2 separate regions of the Mus musculus genome follow, and region 1 is linked to region 2. Evidence: chromatin contacts called from ENCODE Hi-C data. All regions are on one chromosome and are shown on one strand. The core of a region is the stretch at or near the end of the contact, and the rest is flanking DNA. Distances in the headings are between cores, read along the strand shown. Region 1 has its middle 16 kb from the start of Cst3. Region 2 holds the start of Napb (N-ethylmaleimide sensitive fusion protein attachment protein beta).

Region 1 (6,340 bases), core at 1,088-3,587, 160 kb after region 2:
TGAAAACTCTTCTCAATGATAAAAGAACCTCTGGTGGAATCGCCATGCCTGACCTCAAGCTGTACTAAAGAGCAACAGTAATAAAAACTACATGGTATTGGCACAGAGACAGACAGGTCAATCAATGGAATAGAATCGAAGACCCAGAAATAAACCTACACATCCATGGACACTTGATTTTTGACAAAGAAGCCAAAACCATACAATCGAAAACATCAAACATCTTCATCAAATGGTGCTGGCCTAACTGGATGTCTGCATGTAGAAGAATGCAAATAAATCCATATTTATCACCCCTGCACAAAAACTCAAGTGGATCAAGGACCTCATTATAAAGCTGAATACAGTTAATCTCATAGAAGAACAAGTGAGAAATAGCCTTGAATGCATTGGTACAGGAGACATTTTCCCAGTGAACCTGACCTATGACTTTCAAGGCAAAAGTCTTCATACTCATTCCCTGATTGATCTGACTCATGTGCTCTGGGCTGAATGAACTTCAAGGGCCTGTAGGGGTGTGTGGCTAAAAGTTCTTTGGCAAGAAGGGTTATCCCACATGAATGAAGGTCTTTCCTAAGACCCAAAACCAGATGCTGAAGAAATCTAATTCCTTTTTATCCTGTGGCTGTGAGAAACAATGAGGAAATGATTCAAGGTAGAGAAACGTAACAAGAAAAGGAAAGAGGTAGGAGGTAGGCAGAAGATGAGGTTGGGGAATCAATACATTTGGTACAGTCTACTAGTTCTCAAATTGTGGTCCAGGTCCTGTTATGTTTCCTCTTTTGGTCCTTAAACAGTCCCAAGGTAGAGGGTTGGGTGACATAGGTGTGGAAGCAGAGAGCTCTTCTCTAAACAGTTCAGACAGAAAAAGGAAGCAAATGGATTCTGTTCCTTTTTTGTGGAAATGGGAAGTGCGCCAGGACAAACACAATGCCTTTTGGAGGATCAAGGGCCTAGGTAAGGAACCCAGCAAGTGAAGAACCGTTGTGAGACCAAGACCCGCAGGCACATGACTCAGTGAATGAGAAATACCCCAACAGATCCCAGTTGGAGCCAAATTTTCTCAAAAACTGTCCGTGAGACCTTAGATTTACATGTGCTTTTCTGGGTGTTAAACAACTCTAATCCCAAACAGCTGGGAGGAAAATAATGAAACAAGACAGGATCAAGTTTTGTGTTCCTGTAACTGGCTAGGCAGAAATGAAGACAATTCGAAGAGACTATTGAAACAATGGACCCCAAAGAAATGGAGATTTCTTCCAGTAATCTCCTGCTGGGAGAAGGAAAGGCCCAGATAGATGAAAAACTTATAATTAGGAAAGAGATTTAACATAGTTCTAATATCTTGACAGACCACCCTCCAGGATGAGACTGAAGTCTAGACTGGAATAGATCAATGGTGGGCAGACCATACCTAGATTAGGACTGCTTAGATATACATATCCTTGGCCCTCTATTTAAATTTTAATCTCACTTCTGGATCTTGAAGATGTGTGTGTGTGTGTGTGTGTGTGTGTGTGTGTGCAGGGGTGGGGATAGGGAGTGGTGGTCAATGGATCTCTTTGTCCCTCTCCCACTGTGTCCAAACTGAAAAAAATCTTTTTCTGCTTTCCATTATTAATTTCACTTCCAAGAATAAGAAACAAGAAACACATTTGACCAGATGATGTATAGTGGGAATAGAGATTGTATCTGACAGAGTGTATTAAAACAAAACATTCAAGCCGCATCTGAAAACACTCCCTGGCTCATTGGAGAAGACTCGGGAGACTTTCGAAAGCTGCTTAAGCATTCTGAATTCTTAACACTTGGTCAGACTGAGTCCTAATTAACTGGCCAGGATGAATGAAAGCTTTGTCTCTTTCTGAATCTTAATTTTTCCTCTGAGGAACAAGAGAGGGTAGAATAAAGGACATCACTGTCAGCCAGCTCTCTTGTATTAAGAAGGGGCAGCAATCCCAGACTAATTGGCTTTGCTTCTTGGCTAAACATAGAAGCAGCCGCATCTATAATTGTCATAAGTGGCCTTCCCAGGGTTGCAGAAGCTGGACTGAGAACTGGTCCAGGAATCCATCAGGAACTGGCTGCATGTCCAGCTTTCTTACAGTGGCATAGGACACAGGTTTTGTTTGTCTTCTGCTTCTAATCCCACGCTAGTAGAAGTAAGCTTTTCATATCCCTCCAGGCTCTGTACATCCTCTCTAGTTAACATGGACCGAGGAGGGAGAATTCCCACACTGCTGCCCTTTTTCTGTTGATTTATCATAGTTTCTATCCAGTGTCATTCCCTTCTTCCCCTAGAACTAGAAAAAGGGCCAAACTTCCCTCTCCCCACTACTGGCAGAAGTCTAGCACTCTTCTTTTTTTGGTTCTGGCCACACAGGGCTGAACTGAGACTGGACCAGTTCCTCACCCAGTGCTTTTCCAGAAGACACAATGTAGCATATTAACTGTGTGTAGTGCCATAATTTTATATTTGTATGTAATATATGGTAATCAGATCATGGTAATTGGCTTTTCTATATCTTTAGTTATTGTGTTGAATGTGACATATTTGCAAGCTTTTGGAAGCTTAAGCTTTTCTATATCATTTAAAATGTGATATATAAATGTATACATCACATTTTGTTTATATATATGCATCTATCACCTAACTATCTAACCAATTATCCATCTATCCATATCTATCCATCCACATATATAGACATATGTGTTTAAATGTAGTCACACTATTATGCTGTAGAACATAAGATTCTATCCTTGGTATCCAACTGTATTTGCATCCTCGGTGTAACCCACCTTTACCCTTCCTTGCTGACACTTCCCAGTCTCTGTTCCCTATCCTCATCTTTACCTAGAGCCCTATGCAAGTCTGGAAACATCATCTGAACTGGGGAGTTACCACAATTAAGTTCTGAGGTGGTACTGATATAGCATCTGGGTTTCTGATGCTGACTCTGATACTGCTGGCTGCTGGACTACTCTGTGCCACAACTATGGCAGCAAGGGCTCACAAAACCAGGAAGCACTATATCCCTGCCTTAGAGGTTTGGCAGGCTTCCTGTGGAAGATTATTGGTTTCTTTGTTTTCTAACTTTTTTGTTGGTGGTGTTTAGTTTTTGTTAAAGGTCAGTGAGAAGAGCCTTCGGCTGGATTGAGTCCTTTGTACCAAACATGCATTTCCTTGGCTGTAACTGGTACTTTTAACAAGCTACTCTACTGTATACAGGACATCCCTGCATGTCATTAAGATAGCCCAAAAACAATGCATCAAAACTGGTCAGTAATGACAATTCGGAAGACTACAGTTATTTGCCATGCAGCAATCCTGGTATCATTTGGAACAATATAGCATGGGAAAACTAGCTAGTTCAGAGTAGCCCTGTAAATATTTTACTAACATTCCAATGAAGCAATCTCAATCACATAGATCATTAGCCAAGTCTAATTGTTTAGTTTTATCTCTATACTTGTTATCTATAGTTTTGTTGTTTACTTTTAGAGAGCTCTCTGTCCCTTCTGAACTGTCGTCCTTTTTGAAAAATCCTTCTACTTTCTTTTTGTGTTTGGTTTTTACCTTCTCTAACTGCTTCTCTTAAGGTTTGACTTGTCTTGCTGTCAGTGAGAGGTCCTGACTTTGGATCTAAGGTCTAGACGTATAAAACAAAGAGACGAGGATAGTCCAAAACACGGAGGGATACCATGTCCATGATTTTAGGAGGCTTGTTTGCTGTCCCCACCATGGTGACCATCTGTGCTCCACTGTAAAAAACTGGCAGAGCAACCAGCCATAGTACAAGGGCTGAAATTGGCCATCCCTGGCTGCCTGATCCTTATCTTGTACTCTGTTCCCAGACCAGGCCATACAAGACTCCCCTGGGGGTTTCTCATTGCAGTTCACTAGAATCCTTTGTCTTAAAAATCAACTCGCCTTAGGTTTAGTTCCCCGTAGACATTGTTCTGCGTACTTCTCTACCTTAAGAAAATTCCATTGTAGTCAATCCTGGTCACTCTTTTGACTTTCTCCACTGACTAAGAAGCTTCTGGAATTTTTAGTAATTTTCAGTAAAATATCATTACAGTCATCACAAATAATAAGCAGAAAGCAGCTCTGTCCCATTTGCTGTGTGATGTCTAGTGAATGGTTTGGTTCACTAGGGATTCACTAGAATGCTCGGCAGTCTAATAAATATATTCACAAGCAAGTCTAACTTACCATTGGTTATTGTGTCTGCTACAGATGGGACACACTAAGTCCCAGACAGTAACAACCAGAGCTAGAGTAGACCAGAGTTCATGCCTTTTACAAGCTACAGTGTTCTTTTTCTCCTAAAAGAAAGAGAACCCTCCCAGATAGGTCTTAGGTCTCTCGATCATTCATCAGGATTTTATTTGCAGACAGTACTTGGCATACTGATGTTAAGTTGGTTTACTGAAATGTTCCGTCTCTGTCTCTGTCTCTCTCTGTCTCTGTCTCTCTCTGTCTGTCTGTCTCTCTCTCTTTGTGTGTGTGTGTTATCTAAAGGACAGTTTATTTAACACAAGGGTGACAGATGTTGGGGGAGAAATGAGGGAGGAACAACTCTAATATAAAAGCACACAGGAAGTACCTCAAGTTAAAAACAAACAGCAGTGGAAGAAGCTATGTCTCACACATATACAAACAGCCAACCTCTCTTATTTACATCCAAACCTTACAAAATAGCATTTCAAATCAGCACTTAGGCCAGTGTTAATTAGTTTTTGTAACAAAGGATTAAAGTTACACACGTCACATTTTTAAAATTATACAAAAAACTATGTAATAGCCTCTGTAATCAGACACTGACCTTTACAAATAGGTGCCTCAATGTAAATGAAAAGGGAGATGTTACATGGACACTCATCCTGTACATTCCCTTTCCAGCTACTTATGTAGAAGTTCAGATTGCATCAGTGGAGCAAATGACCTTTGGCCAAATATGACCATATTTGCTTGATGCCCATGAGCATCACCTTTGGTTGGAACTTGAGTGATAATGAAACTTTCTTATGGAAGTGACTCATGTGAAAATGAAAAGCCATCAACACCTCTAATGCTGCAAAGTAACATAGAACTCTTCCTTTGCTTGATGAGGCTTTGAAAGGAAAAAATTAAATCTCCACAAACCCTGGTTTAATTAAAACTTTAGAAAATGCTGTAGCAGAATATGGCCTAGTTGGCCATCATTGGGAAGAGAGGCCTCTTGGTCTTGCAAACTTTATATGCCTCAGCACAGGGGAACGCCAGGGCCAAGAAGTGGGAGTGGGTGGGTAGGGGAATGTTGGGGGACTTTTGGGATAGCATTGGAAATGTAAATGAAGAAAATACCTAATTAAAAAAAAGAAAAAAAAGAAAATGATAGCTTGGCACAGAGAGAAAGCCACATAGAGTTTGTACACACATACTGACATGTCCTTACACAAATTCAGCTAGCCTGAGCCTCTACTAGGGAGGTATGACATTTTTACTTGGCCTCTTCCATATATCCTGTCTACCCCAGTTCCTTGGAATCTGTCTCCACACCTGAACTCACGTGGAAACTTGGAAAGCTCTGTTGATATTGTCATTATTATCACATAGCTGAAAAAAAAATCCCAACACAAATTTGCTTTATTTGAGTGAAGGTTTGAGATTTATATCTGTTAGGAACTAGATGGGTAGGGGCATCATGTACCCTGGTGCTTTTTAATTGGACCCAGGTGCAGGGAAGACTTGGGGCAGTTAGGATCACAGAACTACAGCAATACAAGGGAGGAGAAGGTTACAACTGGATTTGGCCTTGAAGGATCAGAACTGTGAGGAGTCTGGGTGTTCTATATAGTTATGTACCCAACATCTTTATGGCATTATTAGAGTTTAAATGATGAAAATTGGGAGCCTAGTAAGAGGTGTAGGTGTGGCTAGATAGAGAGAGTTTCTCGTTTACAGTTTTATTTTTACCTCATGTTGTTTGTTAATTGCAAACTGTGAGACTGAAATGGAACTTTGAGCGCTTCTCAGCCTCCCTTCTGTAAACTCTAAATGTGGCAACAGTACCTCTTTTTGTGTTTTTATTTCTCTGAATTCACTTTCTTTTCCAATTTTACTCCATTTTCCCAAACACTGGTCCTCCAAGGAAAGGATAAGAAAGATCAGACTAGCAATATATAGTAGCAGTGAACAATTAATGGGATCATTGCCAATGTGTGATTGTGTGCTTATGACCTTGGGTGAAGTCCACCAAGTCTCTTGATATGGATAGATATGCTTGTGAAGAAAAAGAATGGATCAGAACGCCTCCACAAGAAAATAAATGATTCAAAAGACATTCCTGCATGG
Region 2 (5,788 bases), core at 546-3,045:
TCTTCCTACCTGGCCTGCCACTGACAGGGCAGCAACGGCCCAAAAGATGTTTCTTCAGAAATAAAGATTCCTCAAAATCCTTTCCGATGAGTGTCTCAAGATTTGACATAGTTTCCTCAAAACAGTGCTCCTCTTGACCAAAATTAAATGTCCATAACTGGCTCAAGGAAGCACATCCCGATGTGGAATGTGTATTAACATCATCTCCCAAGGTGAGCTACTCTGCCATTAAATTTCACACAGACTGAATGCAATCCAGTGTGTGTTTTGTGACTCAGACAAGAATTAGTCTTTGGCACTTGCAATGCTCCTTGTCCCTTTGAAAGAGGAAGCAGTATCTATAACTTACACCTACACTTCCAAGCTTCATATTACATGAGAAATTTAAGAACTAGCAGAGACAAATGCCCTTAGGGGTCTCCAAGCATGGTCTCCTTCTCTATCTTGGCAGACCATGGTACCATAAACTGTATCAATGTGACTCTAAGCATTTCCTGGAGATGCAAACATAATGGGGCTCAATTAAACTATTATATAATAATTAATGTAATTAGTAGTCAGATGAATGAAGTAAAAATAAAAGTCAAAGTTCACTGGGTACATTTTCAGCACTTAAGTGTCTATACTGAATTTTTACAGAAACTGCGTCTCACAATGCAGCAGTTTAGTATGTACCTCTAGTCCCTCTCGATAATTAAAATCTGTTCTTGGTACAGATCTTTCACTTTCAAATGGGAGAAAAAAAAGAAGAGGCACACGTAATTTCTACCGCTGTCATAAACAGCTGAATCATTCGCATAATCAACAGCCCAGAATTCTTCCACAAGCTCTCAGGGCAGGTTTTGCTTTTTGAAAGCTCAGAATGTAAACCAAACCCTTCCCTACCAAGATATGTAAGAATTAACAAAATCACGGGATTCCCAAAGGATACTCTGACTTTAAAAAGGAGCAATGTTACATACAGTTCATCAAACGGGAAGCCTGAACTACGGATACAAGTCACTCTGGCAAATGAAAAACACACCAAGGAGGATATGATTTCAAGGCCCTTGAGCCAAGGCCAGCGGGCAAGTGCCCGGGATACAGGGGCGCAGACTTCGCGCTCCCCACGAGCCACCAGCTGCTGCCAAACTCCAGGTTGAATTCCAGAACCTCACAGTCCTGGCTCCCCCGGGGGATTTACGGGCCCAACCAGGGGAAATGAATAAATCTGGTCCACCAGGAGGGGTGGCATCCTTGAAGAGGCAGCTTGGCGCGGACCCTGGAGCTAGCACCGGACCGTTGGCGACGCATGGGACTTGGGGGACCACAGAGATCTCCGAGGACGCGTAGGTGTTCTGGGTTGTTTAAGGGTGCCTGGGGATTGTGAGCTAGAGGTTCTCCGGGTGTGGGTGAGGGGTGTCCAAGGCCTGAGGATCCCCAAAAGGTTCTGGGGCTTGCAGTGTGTGCTGACTGGAGAGACACCCCAGACACGGCCCAAGGGATGCGATGAGGCCCTGGATGCTACGGGACCCAAAACAGAGCGTGGGCCACTGGGAATCCCGTAACCCTAAGCAGTTGCGCGGGGTACTCTGCGGTGGCAGCCGGCTGGGCAGGGGATCGGGCACCAAGACCCCTAAGGGCAAGACCTCTGGCGCTCACCCGAACAACCCTCGGAGGAAAGAGTGGGAAGCCTTCACTCGCTTCTCGGCCTCCGCCATAAGCTGGACCGCTTCTCGCTCCTTCCCTGCGTTGTCCATGTCACCCGCTGCAGCCAAAGCCTCCTCTGCTGACTAGCTAGGCTCCCGGGACGACTTAGCCCTCCCTCCAGCAGGTGCGGACACGCAGGCGCGGCACGCGTGGCCTTTCGGGATCTGTAGTCCTACATTCCACCTTAATGCCAGTTTGTCAGAGACCACAACTACAGTTCCCAGCAGGCTGCTGGGCAGGGCCGGGCGTTCTCCCGGACTCCCTGGAGGAGGGGGAAGGGGCGTGGCCTTCTGGAGGGGTCTTGGGCCTTGGACCCTTGGAGGTAGACTTCAAGGTTGAGAGAGAGAAAGAAAGAGAGAGAGAGACAGAGATAGAGACAGAGACAGACAGAGAGAGGGAGACAGAGAGACACTCTACAAGCAATACTGCAAAATTTAATCTAATGCAGCAGTTCAGCTCAATTTAGTCAACCATGTGGTGCCCCACCTCCCAACTCTGCCAGAAAAGCAGCAACAGCTGGCCTAAAGAGCTATTTTTAATTTCTGACAGCAAGACATTAAAAATGCATCATCATCCCCAATATAAATTCAGAGTTGATTTTAAGCGTCCCCAAACTACAACTTTCCATTTGGTCCTCTTGTTTAAAAATGGATTGCATATCTTTCCTGTAGGCACAATCTACTCTTGTTATTGACTGAATTCTATTAAATGGCTATAAGCCAGTGAACTCTCTTATGCTTTACATAATGCTGGCTATAGTGGGTGGATCTTGACAAAATTCCTGTCTGCCAGGAAGACTTCTAATCTACTAAATATCCATAGATAGATGCAATCCTGTGCCAGTGACTTCTAGGCCTGTCCCAGAGGGAGGTGTTTTTTAATACAATGTCTAGACCATTTATGCTTGGCAGTGCTACTTCTTAGGTGGTGCAGCAAATAGAATTACTGCCAAATGAGAGTTTCTGATGATTTAAAACTCTTCATGAATACGCTGTAGGAACTGGCAAGCAGAATTTGTCTAAGAAAATGAAGCCTGTTTTCAGAGAACATAGCAAGAGCGTTTAAACTCCTGGAAACAAGCTACCAAAACTGATGTCACAGTGTGGCATGATCCAACCATAGCAGGATGCTCTCAAGATAGAGGGGAATATCGGCTCTTGGTGCATAGTTTTTTTTACAACTACTATGAGCTTGTTTTTTTGTTGTTGTTTTTTTTTTCACTTTGGAGAACTGATTTGCAAGTTTGGAGCAGGAGGGTAGACGGAGGTAGGAAATTGGAGGTGGCAGTGGATGTTGGATTGAAGAGAGAAAAATTGCAAAAAGTGAACCAACATTGGCATTTGAAAAGGAGTCAGTTGGGGAATTTGGTGGATTGAGTCAACTCCTAAGCATCATGGGCAGCAGCAGTGTGTTGATCAGAGCAATTCCCAACCCTGGCTGAATGGAACAACTCTGCAGGATAGTCAAGAAATATTGATCCCTCTGCCACTAGTCTTTGGTGTCCAGATCTCCACTCTACCCTATTCTGGAGTTAATCATTCTAAATTCTAAAGCTTTGGATGAAAAGGAACCAGAATACATTCTCCCAAAGCACACCTCAAAAACCAGACATTTCACTCATCTGCCTTTAATGGATGCTCATTCATTCAGACTGTGGCACCTACCTTACAGTGGCTCTGGGCACATCCTATTCAATGGACATTCCGGATACATTCAAGCTGAGTGAATACAAAGAAGAGTAGATTAGAAGGTTAAAGGCCCACTCTCCATATCAAACAGTCCATAGAGGTTATCCCACCCAGCAGGACTCAGTTATTCGTGGGTTCGAGGGGGACTGCAAACCTGGGCGGAAATGGGAGGGAGAGAAAGGAGAAGCCGAGACCAAGAAGGGATTCCTATCAAGGTCTCAGTTTATTAGGCAGAAACAGTGGTTCTTAAAGCATACATCGAGGGGAATAGGGAGGGATTGAGGGGGAATTAACAAAGAACAAAGAAGTGGGCATCTGGGGACATGAAGGCCGAAGTCAGGCTCCAGGTGGCAGGCATTCTTCGTCTTATCTCCGGAATTCGAATCCTCCTTAACAGCCTTGGGTGTCAGTCCGGGCTCAGCAAGTAACTCGTGTCCTTGGATGTCATGGGAATCAGGAAGAGATAAGGAAGAATTCAGCTTTTACAGCCTCAGGTGCCAGAAAGGGAACAGGGAGAAGGAAGTGATGAGCAGCTCCTAGCACAAGGTCATTTGGCTTGTCAGGGTGGGAGACTGTGAAAGGCTTTTTCTCACGGTATGGTCTCCAACATAGAGGCATGACTGAACTCATCTGAAATCCCCAGTTCTAACAGAAAATGACGTTCGTGAGTAGAGGATGTGGCCATCTGCCTGTTGCTAGAGTTGTAGGTAGAGTAGGGCCACCTTTTATAACCAAGCCTCAACAGTAAAGAATGGTGTGACACTTTTCTACACCGAAGCAAAGAGGTAAAGCTAGCCTACATACAGGGAGGGGAATTGGATGATATTTCTTGATGAGAGGGACTCAACCTTGTTTATTTGTTTGCTGTTTTGTTTTGTTTTTTTCTGGGACAAGGTCTCTCTGTAATACTGGTTGTCCTAGAGCTTGCTACATAGGCCAGGCTGACCTTAAAGGCAGTTTTAAGCCACCACAGATAGGTTAGAGGAAGTCAGTCAACAGCCTGGTCCACCCTGGTAGTGCTGACCATGTTGTATGTCTGGAGACCCCCAAGCTGAGAAATAGAATCACCTCTGGTGACCCTTCCTACCCTAAGGAGTCTGCTAGGGTATCAGCCCCCTCTTCCAGGACATTTACCTTAATTTCTCTTCTGCTTTGAGAAAATACTCTGCCAAAAGCAACTTAAGGGAGATAATAATCCTGACCCACAGTTCAAGGTCTTGGTCGATCAGAGAAGGAAAACTAAGGTGGAGGAGCACCAAGCATCTGGTCACAGTATCTACAATAGAAACAAGGGCAATAAATGCTACGCTGCTCCAGTGTGGGGAGCCGCCCTCACATTCGCCGTTGCAAGATGGAGCTGACATCCTGTGTTCTAAGTGGTAAACAAATAATCTGCGCATGTGCCAAGGGTAGTTCTCCACCCCATGTGCTCTGCCTTCCCCGTGACGACAACTCGGCCGATGGGCTGCAGCCAATCAAGGAGTAATACGTCCTAGGCGGAGAATAATTCTCCTTAAAAGGGACGGGGTTTCGCCATTCTCTCTCTTGCTCTGGCTCTTGCTTCTTGCTCCTGAAGATGTAAGCAATAAAGCTCTTGCGCTCTTGCGCTCTTGCCCTCACTCTTGCTCTCTTGCGCTCTGGCTCCTAAAGATGTAAACAATAGAGCTCTTGCTCTTGCGCTCTTGCACTCTTGCGCTCTGGCTCCTAAAGATGTAAGCAATAGAGCTCTTGCTCTCTTGCTCTCTGGCTCCTGAAGATGTAAGCAATAAAGCTTTGCCGCAGAAGATTCCGGTTTGCTGCGTCTTTCCTGGCCGGTCGCGAGAACGCGAGTAAGACTCCAGCACTACCTGTTCTCCTCTCCCTTGCCTCTCATATAGCCCATTATCCTATCTGTGGAATGGTGCTACCTACAATGGGGGAGTCTTCCAGTTTAATCGGCACAATCAAGATAATCCCCCTTAGGCCACACCACTCCTAAAACATTGTGCTTTACTTTAATAGGCAGGAAAAACAGAGCTTATCCAGAAGGCTTTTTAACCATAATCATGAAAGCAATGCATTCATAACTAGAAACTAGTTAATGATGTCTTTTATTAATTTTCAAAAGACATTCAAAGCAATATGAGTTTGTGGGAGAGGTGAATCTGTGTGGCAGGTGTGTGTGTGTGTACTGGGGGGAAGTAGCTTTTCCTGCTAAGTAACACATGCTATAAATATCCACCCAAAGGACTTTATAGATATGATTTAGCAGTTTCCTTAAATATATCCTATTGCTTGTACCACAAGTTTCTGATCCATAGAGACATCCCCCAATTCCTCTTTCACTTTTAACATATGCATTCCCATCTAAACTTAAACTTAGACGTCTTCAAGATATAGATTTGTAGTTTATATTTCTTTGAGCTAAGGCT

The links. Hi-C counts contacts between places; a loop is a spot of excess contacts on that map.
Region 1: a loop to region 2 is called in a map of Patski, with 2.2 times the contacts of the local background. The contact joins the enhancer-like site here to the promoter of Napb in region 2. A Hi-C loop is called at or near these places in 2 of 37 maps with a recorded cell type or tissue (Patski and left cerebral cortex).

What each region holds. Positions count from the first base shown.
Region 1 is chr2:148,888,279-148,894,618 of GRCm38, forward strand. No RefSeq gene overlaps it. Among named protein-coding and RNA genes, the nearest start is that of Cst3, 16 kb to the left of the region's middle. Within about 2 kb of position 2,338, at least 1 of the 3 ENCODE cell types and tissues checked has a DNase peak (open chromatin) inside an H3K27ac peak, as active enhancers do.
Region 2 is chr2:148,730,625-148,736,412 of GRCm38, forward strand. It overlaps Napb (N-ethylmaleimide sensitive fusion protein attachment protein beta), which reads right to left and starts at 1,796. Exons shown (of 11, transcript NM_019632.3): 1 at 1,642-1,796. The coding sequence starts at 1,739.